Regions from separate parts of the Mus musculus genome. Here all the other regions are linked to region 2. A link is a loop called in an ENCODE intact Hi-C map of the cell type or tissue named here. Cell type or tissue: left cerebral cortex. All regions are shown on one strand. Region 1 holds the start of Cdk19 (cyclin-dependent kinase 19). Region 2 has its middle 45 kb from the start of Slc22a16. Region 3 overlaps Cdk19 (cyclin-dependent kinase 19). Region 4 holds the start of Amd1 (S-adenosylmethionine decarboxylase 1). Region 5 overlaps Slc16a10 (solute carrier family 16 (monocarboxylic acid transporters), member 10).

Region 1 (5,000 bases), 180 kb after region 2:
CAGTATACAATGTACAAGGGATCAAAACATCACTAGTACCACTGTGTATGAAAATCTTTATGCAACAATTAAATATATAAAGGTGAAAAACTCAAGACATGTCTTATATTTCTAGCCTGCTATAAATACACACTGCATTGTATTGCCTATTTTAAATCTCATTTGAAAATCTCATTTTGAAGTAACTAACAACCTGTAATGTTATTCTAAAGTTCTGACAATTTTTATTTATATGATAGAGTACATTTATGTGTGTGTACACATATGTATGCATGTATATGCAATAGTGTTATATACACTAGAATTATTTTTCTCTAGCAGGCCCTCATCTTTCTTGCTCCCTAAAATAGCATCGCACCACTCATTTTCCTGAGCTTACCAAAATAAAATGTAAAGAGGGGAACTGTAATTTAGAATGACCAGAGGATAAAATCCTTAACTATCCAAATCCGTATCACATTTGAGAACTACCACTAAAACCTTCTGTTCTTTCAAATTGCTGATTAGTAATGAACATAAAACTAATCCCACTACCAAATCACAAGAGACTTGAATGTTTAGTGTAAACCCAGGAATCTGAACCAGACTCTTAACCCAAGAAAATCAATAAATAAAACCTATCATGGATTGTCTTACATGCGATATAGTGGTCTGAACATGTGATATAATGGTCTGAAAATATATTTTCATATTCTAAGTGGTTTTTTGTTGGTTGGTTTATTTTGTTTTGTTGGTGTTTTTGAAACAGGGCTTCTCTGTGTAGCCATGGCTGGCCTGGAACTCCATCTGTAGACCAGGCTAGCCTCCAACTCAGAGATCCATCTATGCCTGCCTCTAGCTCTAAGTGTTTTGGTTTTTTGTTTTGTTTTGTTTTGTTTTAATTCTACTTTGAAAATACAAAAACTGACCTTATTTTATGTACTCTACTTTACCAATTTCACTCATAGAATAAGTGTATTTTAATCAATATCCTTATTATATAGTGAAAACTAAGAAGCGGAAACTGTTTCTGTTGTAATCCCATCTAGTCTATGTGACTCAGAAACAGAATTGTTAAAGTTCTCAAAGACTCAGGGCAAATGAAAATATTTTAAGATATTTTTAATGAAAACTTTGTGTATTCTAGATGACATGTATCACAACGTTAGCACAGTCCCTGGGGATACGGGAAAATCCAGCCCAACAATGGAACCACAGTGTCCAAATGACAGCACTGGATTTGCTTTCCCCAAACAGCCCTGTGAAGAGTCCCACTGGAATATCAATTTAATCAGGAGAGTGGCTATGCCAAAAACAGAGTGCAAGTCAATTACAGTACCCTCCAGCCCCTGGTGTGCACTCGAGGACATGTGGTAATTAAAAGAAACAGCTCAGACAACTGAGTAGCTTGGCCTAGACAGGTCTACCTGCAATAGCGATTAACCATCATCCTTGAGTTCTGGACAGTACCTGTAACTTTCCAGGTACTGAGTATGAGACACTTGGTACGACTGTGCTCTGGCTTTCTTCTTAGAAAAGTAGCTCGAGCACTGCTTACTTTGATGCGGGAGCGCCTCACCAACATTATCAAATCACAGCACTGGGAAGGAGGGGCCCCAAGGAGCACTTTAAATCTGAGGTATGGTGATAATCCGGCTTATCAAAAATGCCCCATCACAATCCTTAAGTCTCCCTTTTGTATAGTCTGACAATCGTTTGAGTCTAAGTTACAGAACCTAAGGGAAAGGAATTCCTTCCAGAAAGGAGCCAAGGTGACAACTGGCTTTAAACTCACCATTCCCAGGCCTGAAGTTTGGTTCCACCGGGCCAGCTCTTACAAGCCAGTCTGACCACCGGCCCGAAGGGGACATTCTCGATGCTTTATCAACTTGTCTTTTACTGATATAACAATCCATAAAGACTTCCCAAGAGATTCCTACAGATCCCCTCAACTAAGGAAACGGCAATCCAGGCTCAAGCCTGTCACTCCGTTTTCTGTTCTTGGTGGTCTAGGTTCTCAATAAACACTACCAAAGCTCACAGCCATTTGACAGAGGCTAAGAACTTGAAGAAATCAAGATTTCTTCCTGAAGAAAAGAGAAATGGACCAGGTTTGGTGGCATACGCCTTTAATGATAGTACCTGATTAGCAGAGGCAGGCGAATCTCTCCGTTCCAGGCCAAGCAGGGCGCACAGATACCCTATCTTAAAGGGGGTTGGGGGGAATTAGATAGCCAAGATATATCTTATACCTAAGATAGCCAAGAGGCAGGAAAGATAAGCAACCAGAGAACACTTAAATCTTGTAATATACAATTTATCTCTCTCCAGGGTCCACCTTCAGAGTGCTGAATTCAGAATATTAAAATGTGGGAATCGGGAGCAGGATCGGGAAGTCCCCAGGTAAACATCAGAGATGAAGTCTGGGTTGGCAAGGAAGTCAGACCCAAGGGGCCAGCCAGGACCCCAAGCGCTGCGCCACCAGACAGGAGGCGCCCCCGCGAGCTTTCAAACCGCCGCCCCGGGAAGGCGCTGCGCCGATTGGAAGTTCCACCACTACCGTCACCAGCACAGGGCCAAACCGGTAACTCTTCAGCCAAGCCCTCCGGAGGGTCCCCGGGGACCAGACCCCTAAACTCCACCTCCAGGCGCGGTCTCCACCCGCCGCCCGCTGTTAATCACGCAGCCGCGACTCCAGGCGGGACCGACGCCCCCGACGGGGCTGCGCCGTACGACTTCGAGGGGCGCGACCGGCCAGCGGGGGGCGGCAGCACCAGTGCCTCCGAGTTAGCCCCGGGACGTCGCTCTGCGACCCACGCCGCCTCGTCCCGGGAGCTCCGACCCACCCAGCCCTCCGGGGCTCCGCAGCGGAGGGGACGGGACGAGCCCACTCCCCGCTCGCGCTCTTACCCATCTTTCCGCCTCGCCTTGTAGACATGCCCGTAGGTGCCGCGTCCCACTTTGCACCCTTCGTACTCAAACAGATCCTCCACCCGCTCCCGCTCCGCCGCCAGCTTCGCCTTGAAATCATAATCCATTGTCTGCTTCCCCCATAGAGAAACCGGGACGCGGGGGCCGCCGCCACTCAGTCCCTCCTCCACCGCCGCCGCTCCACTTCTCCAACAGCCGTCGCTCGGGCGCGCGCGCGCCGCCCGCCGCTCCGCGGTCCGCCTTCAGCAAGGGACTCCTCGGCGGCCGCGGCAGCCACCTCCTCCGCCTCCTCCTCCTCCGCGGCGGCGGCGGCGGCTCCCGCAGGCATCTACAGTCCCGCCTCCTCCCTTCATTTCCTTGTTTTGGAACCTGGTGGGCCGCGCCGCGGCTTTCTCGAACTCATTAAGGAACCAAGCGTCCCGCCCCAAGGTCGCGAGCCATTCTGGGAAATGTAGTTCAAGAGGGCTCGTGAGTTGTGCTACCTCCTCGGGAGCGGGGAATACAGTTCCCAGAGTTCCTGGGGCCTTTTGGGCCACGCCTCCACAAGGCATGTACGCCTGCGCTCTGCCGCCGCCCCACCCCCTCAGCGCGCGACTGCTGTTCCTGTAAACTGTAGCGCAAAGTTGCAGCGGGATTTTTGCGAGCCCGTGGGAGCTGGCGGGAAGGACACCTTTGCTGAGCTAGGAAGTAGATACCCGGCCCTGACTGTCATTAGGCTAGAAAAGCGGGAAGCACCTCACGAGAGCCTTGCTCTAGAGCTCATTCCGGCGCATCCGGAGCTTAGGACTGGGGTTTAGACAGTTGTACTACACATTGTTTGTTTTCTTGGGCAATTGATCCTCTGGTTGCCCCGCCCCTTGCCTCGGCTTATTGGCAGAGACTGAAGAGTGACGTCCGCTTTGGTGCCTGGTTATCTCCGGCTTTGGCTGTTTTCCCGCTCTTGATTGGTAATTGGATGTGCTCGGTTCTTCCTGATAGGTTAATCTTCTTTCTTTACGATGCAAAAACCGTATTTCAAAACCTGAAGATTCAGCGGTTTCCCAGCTCTTGCTAGGGGAACCGTGTAACTTCTACGGCCCACAGCCAATCATCTTTTTCTTGGCGCTCTAGTCGGTTTTATCCTAACATATGCGGGTGCGGTAGCCTAGCTTTAGCCATCTGTCTGAGAACAATTAAAGCGCTTGGAAGATTGCAAAAATGCAGCGTTTTAAAAACAATCGTTTTTGCTGGGTAGTAAAGCGTGTTTTACAGTAATGGCGAGGCTCACCTAGGGGTTTAAGGTATTTATCTTGCTCATGACGTTGATTCGTTATGGTGTCTGAGGCTCAGAACCCATCACCTCAAAGTAGTACTGTAAGAACTTAGAAAGTGCCTTACTAAAAATGTGACCCACTGCATATTGATGGCTTTTAAACCGAAAAGAAATTGAGATCCATTCGACACGCGCGTTTCAGCTCTCTTCCACTACCTAAAATAAAAGGCAGCATTTTATAACAAGATTAAATTTAAAAGGGAAATTTGATAAGGTGTCTGTGTCAAAAAGGCAGCTAAGCTATCCATAGACAACATTATTGCTGGGGAGACCATCTAAACAAAGAATCGACTTGTTATTTCCTCTTTATTTCCTTCCCTCTCCTTCATTTATCTCCAATACCTACTAAAACTTCCAATTCTTGTTCCTCTCTGTATGTCATGAGCTTCAATCATCAGGCCTTTCGATTTCATTGTGTAGGACTCCCGTGCGTACATCTATAATATGAACTGTAAGGCACAAGGCACAGTGATAAAATCGGCAGGATGACTGTTAGGCTAGGTGGGTAGCCGTCATGAAGAAAGCACCATGAGCTTAAATGTAAAGAACGAACAGGGCCTTGAGGAAGTGAGAGAACAGAGACCATAAAGCTGCAGGCAGGACAGCCTGCGCCCCGGTCACAAAATGATACATTAGGAGAAAGCAACCAGTTTGAGTCCTGCAAGATTAAGCTAGAAAGAAGGAATGGATAAGACAAGCAAATAAGGAGGTGTCAAACTGTGAGTCATGCTCGTTGGTTTTATGTTTCACTGTTCTGTAAGTAGTAAGTTCTTCACGA
Region 2 (5,000 bases):
CTGTCAATGCCAGGGGCTGCAGTTACAGACCCACATAGCTACACCCAGCTTTTACATGAGTAGTGGGCATTAGAACTCCTGTCCTTGTGCTTGAAGATCAAGTACCTTACCACCCCCTGCCCCAGCCCTTGAGCCCTACCCTTTTAATTATTGTTTTTATCAGCCATTTAAAAAATACATTACCAACTTAAAATTTTCCTATTGGGTCTGTGCTGCTGGCTGGTAAAACAGAACTGCATAAGAGCAGGGTGCATACGCATATACTGTAACTTTTATTTTAACAAAAAGTGTCCCAAACAGTTGTAAAATGATCCACACTATCACCTTTTTTCTTTACAGAAATACAAAATGTGGGAGACCTCGTTTTTTCTAGCCACTTTATTAACTCTGAAAGAATGTGCTGGTCGCCTGCTCACGTGTGCCTTCAGTCCTCTCTGCAAGGGCAACTGTGTGTCAGCAGCACTTCCTGTGTTCATAGCAACCTTCTGCACAAAGCTGCCCCAGGGCAATACCATGTCCGATGTCCCGCTTTTCTTCTGCAGCCTGGAAGCCCCCACCGGAAGTGGGTTCTGAACTCATAGAAACCACACCCACATACAGAAGGTACTCAGAAAATGTTGCTGAGGGGGCAGGGTCCTTGTCCCTCAACATTCCTCGATTTTCCCTGCCACTCAGGACAAGGCAGTCCTGTGTCCTGCGACTGCACTGCAGATAGACTTCTGTAGCCTTCAGAAGAATCTAGAACTCAGCTGTCCTGGGAAGAAGATGGTAGCAATATTTGTACTCGCTGTACTAGCAGTGTTGTGGACTACCTTCCCCGGCATCACTTTCTAAAGAGTAACTGGAAAGTCTACCTGAAATTACCTGAAGTTGTAACATTCAGACTGAAGTGTGCAGCCAAACCTTACATTTTTTTTAGAGAGACCAGAACTCCCTGGGAAGACCATGGCACACTTACAGAGAGGCGCTGTTACCCACAAAGAATGATGGCTCACCTCTCACCTAGTCTAAACAGGATCTTCCTCTGACCTCTCAGAGTGTGGTGTGTGTCCCAGGAAATTGCCAGTCCTGGGGACAAGTGACTCAGGACTGAGGAAGCTAAAGGTGGGAAGTCACTGATGGCTTTCAGCTAGGGACCACAGGGCAAAAGAAAGCTGTGATAGATCTGCACCAAGAGTAGTCCGGAACTTTTGGGGGCCGGATTGGAGTGACTGGACAGGACTACATAGAGATTCACTGTTTCAAAAGAGAAGGAGGAAGAGGAGGAGGAAGAGAGAATCTTGCCTCCCATCCTCACATTGTCTGTAAAGATTAACTAGAAAGCAGCCAGTGACTTAAACACAAGAGTCAGATTTTATAAGTCTGTAACTTTTAAAAATGTATAATTATTGGTGTGTGTGACGGGAGGGTGTGTCAAAGGACAATTGGGCAGAATCCGTTCTCTCCTTGGGTCCTGGGGATGGAACTCAGGTCACCAGGGAAATCGCCTCTACTGAGCCATCTCAGCAGTCCCAAATCTAAAAAATTTAAAGATAACTGCTCTGCCTGTTAATTTCTGAGCGATAATGTTATAATCAGTGCCTTGTGCCTTGACACAGCCCACATTTATTATCTCCCGATTCCCATGGGCCAGGCTCCTCTGCTTGGAGTCTCAATGGCTGCCATCAAGCTCCTAGACATGTGATCTCTTGATGCCACAAAGCCAGATTCTCCAGCTAGATGGGCACAGTTTCTTATGTAACAGTCATGTAATCACCGGTGCAGCCATCCGCTGTACAGCATTCTGCCTAGCAGCAAGCCACAGATCTTGCCCACAGTCGAAGCCAAAAAGCAGTAATGTAACGATGAAGAGAAGCACAGTTACCCTGCCCTGTCTGTACATGGACCCCACGGTAGAATGAAAACCTACGGAGGAGGAAACCCTGCCTCTGACTGTATTTGGCTTCTTGTCACTTTTCCTGGAGTGGTGCTGCCTGGACCCTCCCATTTACCCTGTATCCTGTATTACAAACAACCTGGAGGCAGACCAAAGTGCTTACGAGAATACAAAGAACTTGAGGGTCTGTGAAGGCCCTGGAAACAGATTCCCAGGGATCTCTAAGGAGAGCAGATAGGAGGCTTTTCTGAATGGGGAAGATGGATACAGGATCACGCAGACCATCTGTTTGCATAAAATCTTTTCTCTGTGGATGTTCCTTGGGCTCCCTGTCTGCTCCATTCTTTCCTGTGCATGGCTTTAGTTCCTCTCTTGCCCTGGCTTCTGACAGAAGGGGGAAGGAGCACACTATGGGTCAGCAGCAGCATCTCGCACACAGTTAGTTCCTGAAGTTGGGTGTAGCCGGGTTGTGCAACGGGAAATCCACAGCCTGATGGGCCTGGGAGATCCCAGCTCTCAGATCCCAGCTCTCACTTGCTGGTTAGGTGAACAGCAGCTAAGATGAAATACTTCCTACTCCCTCTCTCGTACATAACCTCAGGGCTCAGAGATAATTAAATCAGATAAAGTGAGGAAACGGCCAGGTTCACAAAATGATTAAAGATTGCTGTTATTTATAGATGATAGTAACTAGCAGTGCTGTGCTCTAAGTGGGTACGCTCAACATGAAACAGAAACGAGGAGGTCCCTGTGACAGCTATTTATTTGCATATATCGAAACACCAGGATTCTTGCTGACTGTCATAAGGATGGCTACAGCCAGGCATACATACTCTGACAATGGGCTCTTTACAGATCACCTGCAGGATGTCTCTCTGTTTGTTTGTTTTTGTTTTTCAAGACAGGGTTTCTCTGTGTAGCTCTGACTATCCTGGAATTCTCTCTGTAGACCAGACTGGCCTTGAACTCAGAAATGCTCCTGCCTCTGCCTCCCAAGTGCTGGGATTAAAGGCATGTGCCACCACTATTTTTATTATTATCATCATCGTCGTCGTCGTCATTATTAATTTTCATATACGAACAAGATAAATCTTGAGATACTTTAAGACTTTCCTTCCTATTCTGTCGAGAGTGTGGCTGCTTCACACAGGGGTGAAAATACACTAAATAAGATTTCTGTGTCTGATTATTATTAAATTAAAACGCACCAGTGTCCTCTGCGTGTAGTAACACTTTCTTCCACAAGGGGGCAGAATAAGGCTGCATATAATGTTCTTCTTAAAAGGGAAGAAGTTTGTATTACATCTTAAGAGACACTGTATTCCAGTCATTGTTTAAACTTAATTTTTTTATTTCCTACATACATGAATTAATTGTATTCTCTAAAGCAAGAGAAACGAAAATCGCAAAATCATTTGGGAAAATGTTGTTCTTAGCCGACAGCTGGTTAAATTAGCGGCTTAATTCTCTGTTTAAAAATGCTAAAAATTCATCAGCTTTTCTGGGAATCATTTCCTATAGGTCCTGAAGAGGCTTTATGGCTCTAAATTGTTCTCCATTCCTAATTCTTGGTATGCTTGCTACAGGCCATCAAGTTCATGGGTTTATTATAGCCTTGCAAATTAGTAGAAAAAATTTACTAGCTCATAAACATTTTCTCAGTTCCATCATATTCCCCGGGGCAGATCTATCGGGGATGGAAGCTGAAAGCGCTATTATTCGTAACTCATTCAGCTGAAAAGCTGGTGGCTGTTGTGCAACCAGTCTCTGGCTTACGTTCCTCTCCTCGGGCTGTGTGGATAGCACAAGTGGGGAATATATGTGTGTCCAGATGAACCCGTTGCTCAACACCTCATGCAAGAGCAGTTATGTGCACAATCTAACTTCAGCATCAAATGGTGGCCACCCTGTTCCTGGGATCTGAATGTTTGTACCTCTCAAATTTTATATAGTTGGAAAACTGAGGAGATGCCTCAGCTGGTAAAATGCTTGCCACCCAAGTATGAGGCCCCGAGGTCAATCCTCAGAACTCCTGTAAAAATGGGGATCCAAAACAGGCAGATTCCTGGGGATCACTGGCCAGCCAACCTAACCTACTTCATAAGTTTCAAGACAGTGAGGGAGATTCTGTCTCAAAAAATGAGGTGGACAGCTCTGGTGGAGAGAGAGGGTAGTGTGGGTAGTCAAAGCCTGTGCTCACATGATTCTGGGCCTACAGGAACTTCCTGTGAAGTGTCCCAAAGTCAGCCTGTGTTGAGTTGGTCCAAAAGGTGTTCAGCAGGGTTCATCCCTAAAGCCAAAATCAAGTAGGCATTCGGAGGGAGCAATCAGAGTTTGACCTTAAGACCCAAAACTGAGTGAACTCGATGGTACACATCTGTGAGACTAACACAGGAGTATTGCCATGGGGGGTGGGGGATGGGGGGTGTCTTTTGTTTCCTCCTAGACATAGAGAGAAGTCACAGACCCTCATGGCCACATGGACTAAGGACTTAAATGGTCCAAGAAGAAAATACACCATTCTAAGTGGAGAAGAAAACAGCTATTGTTTAGAAATTAGAGTTTAAAAAAAATTCCTGAATAAACAGTGGACAGCTGTTCTCAGCCTCTGCTTTTAGAGCCAATGGAAGGGGGGAGGGGGAGATATTCTTTCAAATGTGGTTTTTGTTCAGAGCCCAGATTTTCTTCTACTAATTTCCAACCCAGAATTAGGGCCTGGTCCAAAGTTTTATTTTGAAGATTATAGACAACAGCAAACTTCCATCAACCACGAAGGTCCAGACAGAGGCCGCAGCCGGCAGCTTCACCGCACAAAGGGGGAGGTGGGCAAGTCTGTGTTAAGGACAGCAAGGCTTCCACATCTTCGAGCATCAGGAAGACAGGACACTGGCCCACCCAAGCGGAAGACAGCTCTTCAAGATCATGTTTGACTTCAGCCCCTTAGTCCATGGGAAAAGCTGTCCTACAGGACCTGGGCTCTAATGAACGCTCCTCCTCTAGTAAACAAGGAAATTATAGAGGTTTCCAACCAGGATATTCATATAAAAATTACTAGCTAAGTCTTACAATTATAAAGGCAGAGGGGTAAACAGTGAGACGGATCTCTCTGTAAACAGACTTGGGG
Region 3 (5,000 bases), 160 kb after region 2:
CTTTTTTTGGTCAAAGAAACATTGCCCAAGAAAGGTATATCAGATTTTCTGATCCTAATCTCATTATTTTCTTTAAAAGCAACTCATTAAAAAAACCTCTATAAAAATGTATTTTACAAGTATGTGGGATGTGTTTGTTTCTCTACTAAAACAAGCACAAACTTGAGAAGAGCATATTAACAAGTTGGGAAGAGCGGTAATTAGCATATTGGAGACTAACGTTTCTGGCACACGGAACCTAACACAAGAATGTCTATCCTCCAGTCATGAGTCATGGATTAGGCTGCCTCTCTATTTATTGTGAAGCAATCTTTCAGTAAAAGGAGCAGTAGGGAAGAATACAACATGAATAATGACTTGGACAAGTTCCCAGAAGAAACCACAGTGCAGCTAAGTCTGAGAAATGGCACAGTCATACTATACAATATACCAGTGTTCTCTTTTATGAGTTACTCCCAATCTTAATGTCAGAGCAAGTGAAAGTCACTCTCTAGCTCTCTATGGCTTTCTGATTTCTGTTACACTGGTCTGTGGGTGTGCACACAAGCAAGCACACAAAGGCCCACTGCAGAAGCCGTTTCTCTCCTGCCACTGCACGGGTCCCAGGGATTAGAACGCAACAGGCTTACTGGCACCAAATGTCGCATCCACTGAGCAGCTAGCTCAGCAGCTCCAACGTCTTTCTTTCTTTTTTTTTTCTTTTACAGGTTTTAGTAATAACGAATAAAAATGCATCATAAATGTGATCAAAGTGATGCATCTGTGATATCGTTTTAACTGCTGCGTGGTAACACAGAAAGCTGTCTCTTGATACATCCCACCCCAGCACACACAATGACACCAGAAGGCAACACCCTCTTCACTCTCAGCTGAGAAGTCTGCAACCTCCATCACGTGAGGACCACACACAAAGCCATCCTGGGACCTCCAAACACAACAGAGGCAAACAGCAGAGTTTATGTATATTTAAAGTTCCACTGCCCAAAACATAAAATGTCAAATGCCGATGTAAGTCTACATATCTGCCAAAGAAATCAGACTTTAGATCAGACAACAAGAAAATCAATAAAGTATCACAGGTCATCATATATTTTGCAACCAATTATGAAAAACAAAATTAAAACTCAAATGCTAACTGAGCTTGAGTGCTTGACTTTTACTACATACACTTCAAAAACAGGAAAACACGTATGCTCCTCGACTACTGGGAAACAGACCACAGAAGTGTGCACTCATATGAACTGAAACTAACAACTGTTTTCCAAGTCTGTAAGAGAACCAATACATGTATGTGGAAAATGGAAGATAGTAAACAGAAAAATAAACCTCACAAAATATGAAGCGTGAGTCCTATAGTTCAGGGCCCACTCTCTTAAGAACCAGAAATTATTGAACATAGATGGGGGAAACTATTTAAAATGCACCTGGAAGGGAACAGATGCAGAGAAAAAAGGGCGTGGGGCTAGACTGTAAAGCTAAAGCTATTCCAACAGCAAGATTGAATTCTGAGGTAATGCTGAAATGAGTAACGCACACTAGGCAGGCTGGTGGAAATGAATCTGTTCCAATACTGTAAAATGAAAATAACCATGAAACACACCTTTCAGAAACCATTCCTATGAAATAGTAAACGTTTAATCAGGTAAAAGAATTAGATCTGTAACCTTATGCCTCGCTCTTCTCTAATAACAGGCATTTTTTAAAACCCTTCGAGATAAACTGGGTAGTAATCTGAGAATTGAGGTGAAGGCAGGAAGCTAGCTTTACATTCAAGACCAGTCTAGCTACACAGTGAGAAAGTGTCTCCAAAAACCAAGAGGAAAAAACCTTCAAGATCTACTTGCTAGCTATTAGAAGAATACGATCCTTTATGTAATAATGTTTCCAAGTCTCACCATGTAACAGGGAAAAAAGGAACAACGCACTGTCTTAAAACAACTCCCTCTAAGTACGGTGCTGCACACCCTTAGTCCTAGTGCTCCAGAGAAGGAGACAAGCAATGCTGTAAGCTGGAAACCAGTCTGGTCTAAAAGGTGAGTTCCAGACCACAGAGAGATATAGTGAAACCTTATTTAAAAAAAAAAAAAAAAAAAATTAGTGACGTGTACAACACAATATTATAAAATCCCTAAAGTTTTATGATTTTGACTCTTAAACCTACTGACATTTAATTATACTACAAACATTTTTTTCTTTGTTTTCGAGACAGGGTTTCTTTGTATATCCCTAGCTGTCCTGGAACTCACTTGTAGACCAAGCTGGCCTCGAACTCAGCAATCTGCCTGCCTCTGCCTTCAGAGTGCTGAGATTAAAGGAGTGTGCCACCACCGTCCAGCCTGCACACATTTTCTAATCCTAAAAGAAAAAAAGAGGCCAGTAAGATGAGCACATAAAAGCTCTTTGTCAGGCTTGAGAGATGGCTCAGCAGTTAAGAGCACTGACTGCTCTTCCAGAGGTCCTGGGTTCAATTCCCAACAACCACATGGTGACTCAGAACTATCTGTAATGGGATCTGATGCCCTCTTCTGGTGTCTCTGAAGACAGCAACAATGTCCTCTGTCACCAAACCTTTCTAACCTGAGTTTAATCCCTGAATCCTGCAAGTTGTCTTCTGACCAATATACATGCCTGTGGCACATACACACACATGTATATGAGCACACACACATTTAAAAAAATAAAAACCAAAACCAAAACTCAAGCTGACATGGTAGCACAAGCCTGAAATTCCAACATCTGGAGGCAGAGGCAAATGGATTGCTAGTTCAAGACCAGCCTCAGCTACTTAGCAGGACTCTATCTCAAAACAAACAAAATCCTCAATACAATGATATTACCTCACACCTATCATGACAGCTCTTATCAACCAAAAAGAGCAGGGTGAGGAGGCTCATGCATTTAATCCAGCACTCTGGAGGCAGAGGCAGATCTCTGTGTTGTAAGCCAGCCTGATCAACACATACCAAGTGAGTTCCAGGATATTTGTACCAGCTAGTTTTGTGTCACCTTGACACAGGCTGGAGTTATCACAGAGAAAGGAGCTTCAGTTGGGGAAATGCCTCCACAAGATCCAGCTGTAAGGCATTTTCTCAATTAATGATCAAGGGGGGGAGGTCCCCTTGTGGGCGGTGCCATCTCTGGGCTGGTAGTCTTGGTTCTATGTAAGAGCAGGCTGAGCAGGCCAGGGGAAGCAAGACAGTAAGTAACATCCCTCCATGGCCTCTGCATCAGCTCCTGCTTTCTGATCTACTTGAGTTCCAGTCCTGACTTCCTTTGGTGATTAACAGCAATGTGGAAAGTGTAAGCTGAATAAACCCTTTCCTCCCCAACTTGCTTCCTGGTTGTCCAGGAATAGAAACCCTTACTAAGACAACATTCAAGGATATATAGTGAGACTCTGCTTTGAAAAAAAGAAAAAGGGCTGGAGAGATGGCTCAGTGGTTCAAGACTACTGACTGCTCTTCCAGAGGTCTTGAGTTCAATTCCCAGCGACCACCTAGTGACCACAATCATCTGTAATGGGATCTGATGCCCTCTTCTGGTGTGTCTGAATACAGCTACAGTGTACTCACGTACATAAAATAAATAAATAAATCTTTTTTTAAAAAGGAAAAAAAAGAAAGAAAAAGTAACAACAATAAGAAAACTAAATACAGCAACTTACGACCAAAATATAAATTTTAAAAATAGTTACATTTCAATCCTGTCTACCCAAACCTTGCCCAGCACGTCCCGATCTGGTTCAGGTCTCTGGTTCTGGCCACACTTCTGTCCCCCTCCATCTAGTCACAGAACTCTGCCCCTAACCATCTTCTTGTCCTTTCTTTTAGCCCTGTCCTGTCTACCCCACAGCTATCACAAGGGACCAGAAATTCAGCATTTCTCATCACTCTCTCTCTCTCTAGGCTCCTGCTCTGGCTCACATACCCTCTGCCCTCTGCCCCACATGGTTAGAAAATTGTCCATGAAGCTGCCCTCTGTGAGGCCATTACAGCCACTTGGCAGTGGCCATCTCTAGGAAAAGGGAGCAGAGGCACTTAAAACATTTTTAATTGTTTCTTTTTTGTAACATATATTCCTCGTAAAACTGGGGGTGGAGAGCATGGGATACATGTCTATCCCCATCCTGGAAACTACTGGAATCTACTCCATCTGGAATGCATTATTCTCATTCTCTACCAGCCAGGCCTACATTGTTACATCTGGGGTTGTATTGCCAACCTCCATTCTGAGTACTTATAAATGACACTGCTGGTGTGTTTTAAAAGAACTGTATTTGTTTTTATTCTTCTATATACACTGTAAGACTTGTTTGTTTCTAAACTGTATGGACTATGCTAGTTCCAGTGAATGAAGTCTTTCCTGTCTCACCTTGCAGCACACTGTTCCCAGTGGAGCCCACAGCCCCATCACTACCTACCCCTCCTCAATATGAGCCCATTCTTCTCATCAGAGCAGCTGGGTTTCTGCAGGATAAAACAGGAGCCTGCATTCGAGGCACCACTCAGGAGGTGCTATGGGAATGGCGGACACAGTGCAGCCCAGGCTTCTTTCAACTGTTACAGATCTGTCTTCCCAAGTAAAACAGTGTAACACTAAATCTGAAAATAGCAAGACCATCCCCTCTCCCATGGCCCTCTATCTTCTTTATCAAGCCAGCTGCTTTTTAAAGCATATGGTTGGCTTTACTTCAGTTTTGTCTACTATTTAAAAAATACAATCATAAAAAAACTTAAAAACCTACATGTACCTTAGCAAAGTTTCTTTTAAGTTAGGTATCATTCCCTAGTTCCAATCATGAAAAACAGAAACAGAAGAAAAGTCCATGGTAGTGGACCACACTTTTAGTCCCAGTCCTCAAGAAGCAGAGGCAGGCAAATCTCTGAGTTCGAGGTCAGCAAGGTCTATAGAGTGAGTTCCAGGACAGCTATGGCTGCATTGAGAAACCCCATCTCAAAAAACCAAACCAAACCAAACTAAACAAAACCCACAGAAAAGAA
Region 4 (5,000 bases), 220 kb after region 2:
TATAACCGCATCCTCCTTGAATTACTATTATAATAGACTAAGTAGCATTTATTAAATTTTGTCCTTATCCCTAGTTTGAGTTGGATGCTTTTAAAAACATGGCAAAAGCAATATACGTATCTACCTCATCACACGGGTTCTTTCTCAACAAATTTCATAGAGACATGTGAATCCATGCTCTTGTAAGACAAGAGCTCGTCTTCAGGGTATGTATGAATCAAATTTCAACAGTTGCAGTGGATTTCTCTAGGGATAATAGGAGACGGTCCCTTTGTCTTGTGACTATAATCATTTTTAATTTTATGAGCTTGGTGACTTTCCCCCAGTGTTTCCAAGTAACTAATAACTTTGTTAACATCTTTTGCTTCTTAAGATTAAAAAAAAAAAAAGAAAGAAAGAAAGTGGCCTTGTCCCAGCTCCCTCCCCCAGGCTGGTGTGAGTGTGCAAGTATGTGTGCAGAGCTTGTGTTTCATACTGCAAATATAAATAAAGGAAGATAGCAGAAGAAAAAAAAAACAAAACAAAATCCTACTTGGATTTGACCCCTAATTTATACTTTAGATTATCATTAGTGAAAACTCTTTGCTACCCATTTACATTATTATTATATACTCGCGAAGATCCTTTTTAGGCATTTAGGCAATTTTAGGCAAATTTGTAAATTTGCGTGGTACTGGTGGTTGTGAGGAATACTTTCAATTAGTTCACCCCTTTAAGAATAGCCTAAGAAAAATATCAAATAACCTCGTATTATACTTAATAAAGCTAGTTCCTAGGAAGTTTTGCAAACTAAATATCCACCAGTTGACCTAATGGAGTACGGGTTGATAGGTGTCTGCTGGAAGGCGGCCAACTCCTAAGCTAGGCTAGGCACACGGTGGGGGGTAGATAGCGCCGGAGCCCTCCAAGGCTGGGCGCCACGTTGCTTTTCTCTTTTCTCTTTTGAAATAGGAAGACGACGCTTCTGGCTATTGTGTAAACCCGTGGAGAACTGCCTTCATTCCCACATCAGATAAAGCACAAGCAGAATTAAAGCGCATTCCAATCCGACCCCGGGCCACACGTACGTCACTGACAATTTTATTGCCTAGGCTGCGTTCGTCTCGTGGAAACACGTGAAAAAATGGTTTAAAAAAATTTTTTTTAAAAAGCCAAAAACCACCTCGGCTTGAAACGAGAAACCGCACAGGATCAAAGCACTACGCCAACCCAGCAGTGGCCACCGCCCCCGCCGAGCCCCGCGACACCCCTCCAGACTCCCTCCTGTTTTCTGCTAACCAGCTGTGTGCAGCGTGGGACAGCCTCGCCTGTCTCCCGCTCTCCCCACCAGCTCCACAAGTAATCCCAGATTCCCAAGTCCCCAGCCGGACAACAGAGCGGTCTCCCGCTCAAGGGACAGCGGCAGCTCCATCTGCAACCAAGCTGGTAGTCCCCTGCACTCCCCGTGGGCCCACCGCCAGCCAGCCGGCGTTCGGCGACGTTTGACTGACACGAAGCGGTCCCTATGAGGCCCTGAGGGCGGGGCGATGGCGTCACTTCCTGGCCTGTCGGGGAGGATGCTTATATAAGGTCTGCGCTCACGCAGAACCCTCGCTTACACAGTATGGCCGGCGACATTAGCTAGCGCTCGCTCAACTCTCCTAACGGGAAAGCAGCGGACTACAAGAGACTGAACTGTATCTGCCTCTATTTCCAACAGACTCACGTTCAACTTTCGCTCACGAAAATAGCCGGGAAAATTTTATTAGTCCTTTTTTTAAAAAAAAGTTAATATAAAATTATAGCAAAAAAAAAAAAAAAAGGAACCTGAACTTTAGTAACACAGCTGGAACAATCCGCAGCGGCGGCAGGAGCGGCGGGAGAAGAGATTTAATTTAGTTGATTTTCTGTGGTTGTTGGTTGTTCGCTAGTCTCACGGTGATGGAAGCTGCACATTTTTTCGAAGGGACGGAGAAACTGCTGGAGGTCTGGTTTTCCAGACAGCAGTCCGACGCAAGCCAGGGATCTGGGGATCTTCGTACCATCCCAAGGTGGGTGCCTGGGCCTGAGGGCGGCTCGCCGCCGACTGCGAGGCACGAGTCGCGGCCTCAGGTGGGGCCAGGTCGGCGGGCGGGAACTGGCTTCTCCCGCCGCCGTTGCGGGGCCGCCTGCGCCGCCTGGGGGAGGGGAGGAGGCCGGCGCGGCCGCGTGCTCAGGTAACGTCCCCGGCGGACGGCGGGGCTGGGCTGACGGGCTCCGGCGGGGGGCACGCGGCCCTCCGGCAGGTGTGGCTGGGTGAGGGGCGGGCGGAGCACGAGCTGGGTGGGCCTGGGCCGCGGGGCGACCAGCAGGCCTCCCGCCGCGGGGTAGGCGGCCGCGCGTGGCGCTCGCTCGGGCGGCGGGATTGGGCGGGAGCGGCCGTGTCGCAGTGCCGGGCCCCGCCGACGCCCGGACGTGCCCTGCAGCAGAGCGGGGCGCCTCGGGACCCTCCGCGGGCTTTGCCCGGGAGGCTCCTGACCTTGGGCTGTGTAACCTGTTACGGAGGCGAAGTCCGGGAGAGCGCAGCGGGGTGCTGGAGGGTTTGCCTGCTTCCCGGGGTACAAGCCTGTCAGCCCGAAGATCTATTTTACTTAATGCCTTAAGCTGGAGCAAAGGAGACCTGCGGGCCCCCTGCTCACACCCGACACGGGAGGTGGTGCGGAGAGTTGCTAGTGACCTCGCTGGGAGAGTCGAGCATTGAAGCGCGGATGACACTGAGGATGCATGGACCCGGCGGCGGTGACACCAGCCTCCCGCTTTGGTGGCCGGTACCCGGGCTCCGCCGTGCTCCGAAGCGCACTAATGGGACTAGAGTGGCGGAGGAACCGGCGTGGTCCGGTTCATTGAGAGGCGGACCAATGAGCTCCTGGGCCCCTCCGGAGCCTGGCCCCAGGGTGTGGACCAATGGGCGTTTTAGGAATGTTGGCTGCGCGGTGCAACCGTCCTCTGACAAAAAGCGAGAAGAGAATCCCAGCGGCCACGTGCTGCCGAGACTTTAAGGCACACTGGGAAACGCAGTTCCTACTAGTTGCTGCAGACGTTTCCATTGTAGGGAAAAAAATGTACCCGAAGTGCTAAGGTCTCAGTTTTCGATCCTCATGTGAAGTGTGTGCCATTTTCAGTTACAAACCCTTGACGTTTTCTCATAGTAAGCATAGAGAAGCTTACCTCTTTTACAGATATGGAAAGCTGATTGTGATAGGCGTCTCGGAAAGCTGGTGCTTCCAGGATTATTTCCTAGAAAATCTTGGTACGACCTGAAAGAGGGGTACGCAAGGAAATTACAAAAAACATTTCTTGTTGATAAAGAGAAGATTTTCGTTCTCAACTTAGTTGGAAGTACCAGAGTGGGATTCTAAAAATAGATCAGAGGTTAAGGGTCCTAGATACTAGATAGTTAGTTGTCCAGGGGACCCGGATTTAATTCTCAGCACCCACATTGCAGCTCACAACCATCTAACTCCGATTCCGGGGGATCTGACGCCCACTTCTGACTCCTGAGGACCCTGCACATCTGTGGGGCACGTATAGGCAAAATAGCCATAGGCTAAAATAATAATATATATTAATGCTAAAATATATTGATTAAAGTGGCTCCTGAGTAGAGGAAAGATGGGCCTTTTTAAAAAGGTAGGCTATTTTTTTTCTACACAGGACTTTTCTGTGTAGCCATGGCTGACCTGATCCACTTGCCTCTGCTTTGCCACCGACCTGTGCTTTTATTAAATGTTTAAAAACCTTTACTTTGTGTAACCAGAAACTGATTTGTGTGTGTGTGTGTGACTGTTATATATCAAGTAGAGCTGAAATCTGTTCGAAAGAACTGAAAAAAATTCAGTGCTTTTTCAGTGGCCATCCAGCTGAGGGTGCACTGGTTGTTATGAACTTTAAATAAGTGTCTGAGAGACAGCAGGTGGATAAATCACGAGTCAGTGCTAACAGGGAGGTTTGTAGGGGACCTGCATCTTTCCTGAAATGGAAAGAATAACCATGGGCTAATAAGATGAAATAAACTGATATTTATAGTATTAACAGCAGTCAAGGCTGGGGAAAATAACAGTAATATAAAAACACTAGGTATTAAAGCTGTCAGGAAGCAATTCTAATGCTGGGCAGTGGTGGTGCACACCTTTAATCCCAGCACTCGGGAGGCAGAGGCAGGCCGATTCCTAAGTTCGAGGCCATCCCGGTCTACAGGAGTGAGTTCCAGGACAGCCAGGGCTATACAGAGAAACCCTGTCTAAAGACAGATGGGCAGTTAAAGAAACTATGTTTGAAGCCTATTCAACATAAGCCTACAGAAGAGAGTCAAAGGGTAACTTTAGAAATAGCCATTGCCCGGGGCCTAGCAAACACATAAGTGGATGCTCACAGTCAGCTATTGGATGGATCACAGGGCCCCCAATGGATGAGCTAGAGAAAATACCCAAGGAGCTAAAGGGATCTGCAACCCTATAAGTGGAACAACATTATGAACTAACCAGTACCCCGGAGCTCTTGACTCTAGCTGTATATGTATCAAAAGATGGCCTAGTCGGCCATCACTGGAAAGAGCGGCCCATTGGACTTGCAAACTTTATATGCCCCAGTACAGGGGAACACCACCAGGGCCAAAAAGTGGGAATGGGGGGGGGGTATGGGGGACTTTTGGGATAACATGGGAAATGTAAATGAGGAAAATACCTAATAAAAAAAAAAGGAAAAAAAAAAAGAAATAGCCATTGCTTTCCACATCTTCACAAGGTTACCAGGCCTGGTAGTTTTAAGATCTAATTGATTATATCGACTTGAGAATTTTAATGGCAGTTTTGTGTTAGTCCCCAAACTGCAAATCTACTAATGGGGAGGGAGGTCGTTAGGAATTGATGGCACACTTAATCCTGGCACTGGGAGGGGTGGGGGTGAGGGGGCAGGGGCCATGCTTGTGTACAAGTGAGTTTCAAGCCACTCAGGTGCTACATAGTGAGATCTTGAACCCAGAA
Region 5 (5,000 bases), 470 kb after region 2:
GACGGTCAGCTTGTAGTTGACTTGAGTCTTTCTTACCAGAACTCTGCAGCTTGCTAGATGTTGCAGAGCTCAGCACATTCTGTGATCCCTGGTTAGTAGTCAAAGGTCTTAGGGGACATGATAGTACAGTATTACAGCTCAGTGCGATAACAACTCCCTGGGAAAAAGCTGAATCACTAGTGAGGGTCTAAAGAGTATAAAGACATGAGAGCTACTTAAAGAGCTGGGATGTAACTTAGTAATAGCGCTTACCTTACACGCACACAGCCCTGCTTTGTTCCCTAGCATCACAGAAAAGTGGTTTTCTATAAGTGAGTAGGTAACTAGATGGAGACAGACGGAGATAAGGAAGAGAAGAAAAGAATGTCCTAAGGAGGGAAACCACAGGGTCCATAGATGTGTATATGTGTGTGCCTGGGAAGCTGGGCGCTTGAAAGGCATAAAGGAAGAATAGTAGAGGGTATAGCTGGAGTAAAGCCGGGTTAAGAAGACATTTATGGGCATGAAACTTGATGACCTTCCACACATAATGCTGCATAGAACCCTAGCATCGGGGACAGGGCGGGGGTGGGGTGGGGGGTGGGGGGTGGGGCATAGGCAAGAAGATCAACACAAGTTCAAGGCCAGACTGCTCTACATAGCAAGTTCCAAGCCAGCTGGGGTTACACAGCAAGACCCCACTTCAAAAAACACAGCCAAACAAACAAAAATGAAAGGGGATGAATGTTATTCGTCAGTCTACCTCAAGTCACTGTAGAGTTTTAAGGCAGGTACTGACATGAGCAGTGTTTTATGAAGATCAATATGGAAATTGGGAAGGAAAGAATGCAGTGGAGAATGGAGCAGCAGGAGTTGACAGTTACAAAAGGCCACATGTTGAATGGTTCCATTGATCTAAAATGTCTAGAATAGGCAGATCACTAAGAAGGTAAATAGGTGGTGGTTGGGGGAGTTGATAGTTTCTTTCAGGGGTGGTGAAAATGGTCTAAACTAAGATACGAATGTTGGTCTAATAATACACATAAGCTGGGTGGGGTTTATAGCAGCATTTAGAGGCAGTGACATGTTGCACAGATGTAAATTGGAAGTTGCTGATGGGGTCTAGATAGGAAAAAAACAAGGGAAAGCCATTGGGATCAAGCAGTAAATCAAAGGTACAGAGAGCAGGTGCCCGATGGAGCCACTTACGCTGGCCACACCCGAGATCTGTCGCTTGGCTAATGGTGGTTTCATCATCCTGTGAAATTAGAAACTCAGTAAATCCAAGGAAGACAGACTGTTTGTCTTTGCCACATTTGTGTATGGTACCTGTAAAACAGCCAAGTTGAGCTTGGAGCTCGTGGGTGGGTAGAAGCACTGTGGGACTTGAGCATTCAGGCTGCCAGGGAACTGCGAGGAAGGGACCAGGTTGGTAAGAAACATCTGGGAATAGAGTGCTCCTAGGGATATCAGGAACTAGTGGAGTGACTGAGTAAGAGGCCATCGGTGGCCACACAGATGAGTAAATGGGAATATAGGGAACCACATCCAAAGGACGGAAAAGGAGAGCCAGAAAGGGAGTGGAGGATTGATCATGACAAGTTGTGTGAGCAGTCTCATAAAAGGTGAAGTCTGGGAGCAGGAAAATACGTGGCACGGGTGTGCATTACAGATAAAGTACCTTCCCTTAGTCAGCTATAGTAATGCCTTGTACACGTTTAAGTAGTTACATTAGCAACACTGTGATGACCTAGATGATGAACGGAGTGTTCCACATGCACCATCTCCAGTCCTTGCCTGGCCCTTCAAGGAAGGCATAGTTCTTTGCTTCCACTTACAGATATGAACACTTGGGAACAGGGTCTGCCTTGCTGTGGGTCCAAGCAGACAGTCATGGGCCAGCATCTGTTACACAGCTAGAAGGAGGTGGAGACAGCGGCTGCCATCTGCCTCCTCCCACCAGTACTGGGAGTGAGATCCAGGCCTCGTTCATATTTATGTACTCTTATTAAATGTAGAGCCAAGTTGGGCACAGTGAAGCAGGCCTCAAATTCCAGCACTCGGGAGGCAGATGCAGGCAGATCTCCAAGTTCAGGGCTGGCTTGGTCTATGTAGTAAATTCTAGGACAACCAGGGCTATGTAGAGAGACCCTGTCTCAAAAGGGAGGGGTTTTGAAACAGCTCCATGAGTACAGCTATGGGCCTCAAACCTGATGGCCTGAGACTGATGCCCAGAATTTAGGGAAAGGAAGAAGGAAGAGCAGTACTCGACTAAGTTGTCCCTGGTCTCCACATGTGCTCTGTGGCACATACTACCCCCAACCCTACACACCCTGGGCAAGGCAGCTCACACCTGGATCCAGTACTCATGGGGCAGGGTTGCCAGCCATGCCAGGCCAGCCTGGCCTTCAGATTGAGACTCTGTCTCAAATAGTATGGAAGTCTTTATTTTACGACAGTCTTTCCACTCTTTATAATACTTCATTGTAGATAGACTTAACTAGCATTTTGCTGATCAGTTAGGTTTGTTTTCTAATGTCGAGATGCCCTCTTCTGGACATCTGTTGCACTGAAGACTTTCAGCTTTCATTTTGTAAAAATAATTCTGAATACTTCCTATGCTCTTAGACATTAGCCCAGGTAGAGTGGCACAAACAGGACAGACAGGGTCCCTGGGTTCTTAGCACAGCTCATAGCTGGGAAAAGTTAGGTGGTTTTAGACCTAGCAAAGGAGACTGGAATGGAGGAAGGTGGGAAGATGGGAAAGGGCAGTTATCCATGTCTTCAGAACCAAGATTGGAGATTTTACCTTACTGGAGAATGTTGGTATAGTTTTCAGTAATTTAGGGTTGGTAGCTAATTGGCCCACAACTGTCACACAAACATGTCCTGGTCTGCCTTGAACTTGTCTTGCGGTCTGGAAGGTGAGGAAGAAGCCAGCCATCTTGGAAATTTGCCACCTTTATTACCTACATATGGTCCCTCTCCTGCCTACTGAGGTGTTTGTCAAACTCCTAGTCCTCATATGGACAACATGTCCATATGTGTGGACTCAAGTGCCCTGGACTCTTGTGCTCATCCTGCGTGGGGTACAGAATGGGCTGAGGGTAGGAGGGCTCATGTTCATGTCCGGCTTCGTGTGTAAACTCTCTCTTCCTTTGAAAATGACAGTGTTGCTTAAGCTGTTTTTCATTTACTTATCACCAACATTTTACATGAGGGTATGGAGTTTACCAAATGTTTAGATAGAATCCAAGTACTTAACTCTGCCCAGACTGAATCAGAGGCCCTGCAGTCTCATTTCGGCTGGCACTGCTTTGTGTGGCCTGTTCTGTGCAGAAAGTCAGCCATGTTCCCTCACTCTCCTCCTGTATAGGAAGCACCTCCACAGCACTGCCGGCCCTCAGCGTCAGGAGCATCAGTCAGTCAGTGCCGGATGAACAGCCCTCGCCGCCTCTCCCGTGGCCACAGCCTGGTTTGGTTTGCAGCCTCCTGGCCAGAGGCTGTGACTGTCTGGAAACATTGTGTTAAGTAAGGGTGTTAAGGGCAGCAACTGAATCTGACTTGGTCAGATCAGTGATGGATCTGCCTGGAAGGATGCTTATGCTCGCTCAGGTGGAGCTTAGCTTCCCATGGAGCCCAGGGTCTGAGGAGAATAGGTCAGTGTTGTCTCTCCACAATGCTGTGCTTAGGAGAAGAAAAAAAAAGCTTGTGTAATGAAAAACTCATTTGTCTTCCAAACCAGGTTCCGGTATTGACAGATCAATATTTGTTCTGCATATTTGATATTTATTTGCAAATGATAAGGAAGTACTGATCCTCCTGTGTGGACCATTTATCAAACCTTGACATGTGCTTCCTGTGACCAGGAATCTCTGCACAAAAAGGACAAATATTTATTCCTCACAGCAGTTACATTCTGACCAGCTTGGACATAAACTCTACAGGGAACTAGCATTTTCCTCCCTTATCTCCTTAGTTACTGCCGAGGCAAAACACGGCTCTCAACTCAAAAAGAGTAATGTATTCTGGAGCTAAACATGAGTGACCGTGGTTCCAGAACATAGACTAGGTTAGTCCAAATTCCATGCTTCTAAGTGGGGATGTTTGGTGAGGTGTTTACCGCAGCGGAGCATTCTTAAAGCATGCCACTTTTCAGACGTGTTAGAAACATCAGGCAGGTAGATTAAAGCCAAGGGAGGAAATGGAAGCTCCAGGCCTCACGCCCTATCTCAGGGCATTCACAGCCACTTGGTCGGTGGCATTGGTACACTGAAGACAGTCACAAAGATATTAGCTCACACATAGAGGAGGGCAGGAAATGTCTACAAAAGAGCTAACAGTGGCTCTGGACTTGTAACATTCTAACTCCAACATTGTTGAAGTCCTAATAAGTTAGTTGGCCTTGGGCATTTCTGGTGGGGGGTGATGGGGAGTCAACTTCTTCCTGAGAACTTTCCTTCAATACAAATAAGGTAAAAGGGGGATGGAGAGATGGCTTAGAGGTTAAAAGTACTGACTACTCTTCCAGAGGTCCTGAGTTCAGCTCCCAGCAACCATGTGGTGTCTCACAACCATCTGTGATGAGGTCTGATGCACTCTTCTGGTGTGTCTGAAGACAGCAACGTGGACAGTGTACTCATATACATAAATAAATAAATCTTAAAAACAAAAGACTTAAAAACACACAAACAAGGTAAAAGGAACTAGGCATTGCTCTGAAGTGCTCAAGGAAGTGCTGTCTGTGTGAAGAACCTTGGAGTTCAATCCTCAAAGGAATACAAATTTATTTTATTAAATTAATCTTATCCTTTTTCATTCTGTATGTATATTTTCTCTGCATGTATACCTGTGCAGCACAAACATGCCTGGTGCCTGCAGAGGCCAGAGAGAGCATCAGATTCCCTGAAACTGGAGTTACAGATGTTTGTGAACTTCCATGTGGGCCCCAGGAATAGAACCCAGGTCTTCTGGAAGTGCAGCTAGTGCTCTTAACCACTGAGCCATCTCTCAGTTCCAAG

What was found. Hi-C counts contacts between places; a loop is a spot of excess contacts. Peaks named below come from ENCODE experiments on the same cell type or tissue, not always from the same donor. Only the 100,000 strongest peaks of a DNase experiment are listed, where the experiment ranks them.
Region 1: it touches region 2 in a loop (2.9-fold over the local background); 17 of 42 quality-filtered maps call a loop at or near these places.
Region 3: a loop joins it to region 2, with 3.0 times the contacts of the local background. A loop is called at or near these places in 24 of 42 quality-filtered maps.
Region 4: a loop joins it to region 2, with 5 times the contacts of the local background. A loop is called at or near these places in 8 of 42 quality-filtered maps.
Region 5: a loop joins it to region 2, with 2.9 times the contacts of the local background. A loop is called at or near these places in 10 of 42 quality-filtered maps.

What each region holds. Positions count from the first base shown.
Region 1 is chr10:40,347,611-40,352,610 of GRCm38, reverse strand. It overlaps Cdk19 (cyclin-dependent kinase 19), which reads right to left and starts at 3,303. Exons shown (of 13, transcript NM_001168304.1): 1 at 2,890-3,303. The coding sequence starts at 3,017. In left cerebral cortex, a CTCF peak has its summit at 2,715 (motif pointing right); DNase peaks (open chromatin) are centred at 2,544, 3,383, 3,804 and 4,901; H3K4me3 peaks cover 3,513 bases; H3K27ac peaks cover 2,769 bases.
Region 2 is chr10:40,523,273-40,528,272 of GRCm38, reverse strand. No RefSeq gene overlaps it. Among named protein-coding and RNA genes, the nearest start is that of Slc22a16, 45 kb to the left of the region's middle. In left cerebral cortex, CTCF peaks have their summits at 3,112 (motif pointing right) and 4,018; DNase peaks (open chromatin) are centred at 2,280, 3,119, 3,769, 4,564 and 1 more place; H3K27ac peaks cover 1,353 bases.
Region 3 is chr10:40,367,887-40,372,886 of GRCm38, reverse strand. The region is part of intron 1 of Cdk19 (cyclin-dependent kinase 19); the gene reads right to left. Among named protein-coding and RNA genes, the nearest start is that of Cdk19, 21 kb to the right of the region's middle. In left cerebral cortex, a CTCF peak has its summit at 2,550 (motif pointing left); DNase peaks (open chromatin) are centred at 339, 840 and 2,541; H3K27ac peaks cover 1,628 bases.
Region 4 is chr10:40,298,779-40,303,778 of GRCm38, reverse strand. It overlaps Amd1 (S-adenosylmethionine decarboxylase 1), which reads left to right and starts at 1,591. Exons shown (of 8, transcript NM_009665.5): 1 at 1,591-2,030. The coding sequence starts at 1,921. In left cerebral cortex, no CTCF peak of the experiment used is centred here; DNase peaks (open chromatin) are centred at 1,503, 2,196 and 2,930; H3K4me3 peaks cover 3,129 bases; H3K27ac peaks cover 1,695 bases.
Region 5 is chr10:40,051,006-40,056,005 of GRCm38, reverse strand. The region is part of intron 4 of Slc16a10 (solute carrier family 16 (monocarboxylic acid transporters), member 10); the gene reads left to right. Among named protein-coding and RNA genes, the nearest start is that of Mfsd4b1, 28 kb to the right of the region's middle. In left cerebral cortex, a CTCF peak has its summit at 2,542 (motif pointing left); DNase peaks (open chromatin) are centred at 1,327, 1,942 and 2,514; H3K27ac peaks cover 322 bases.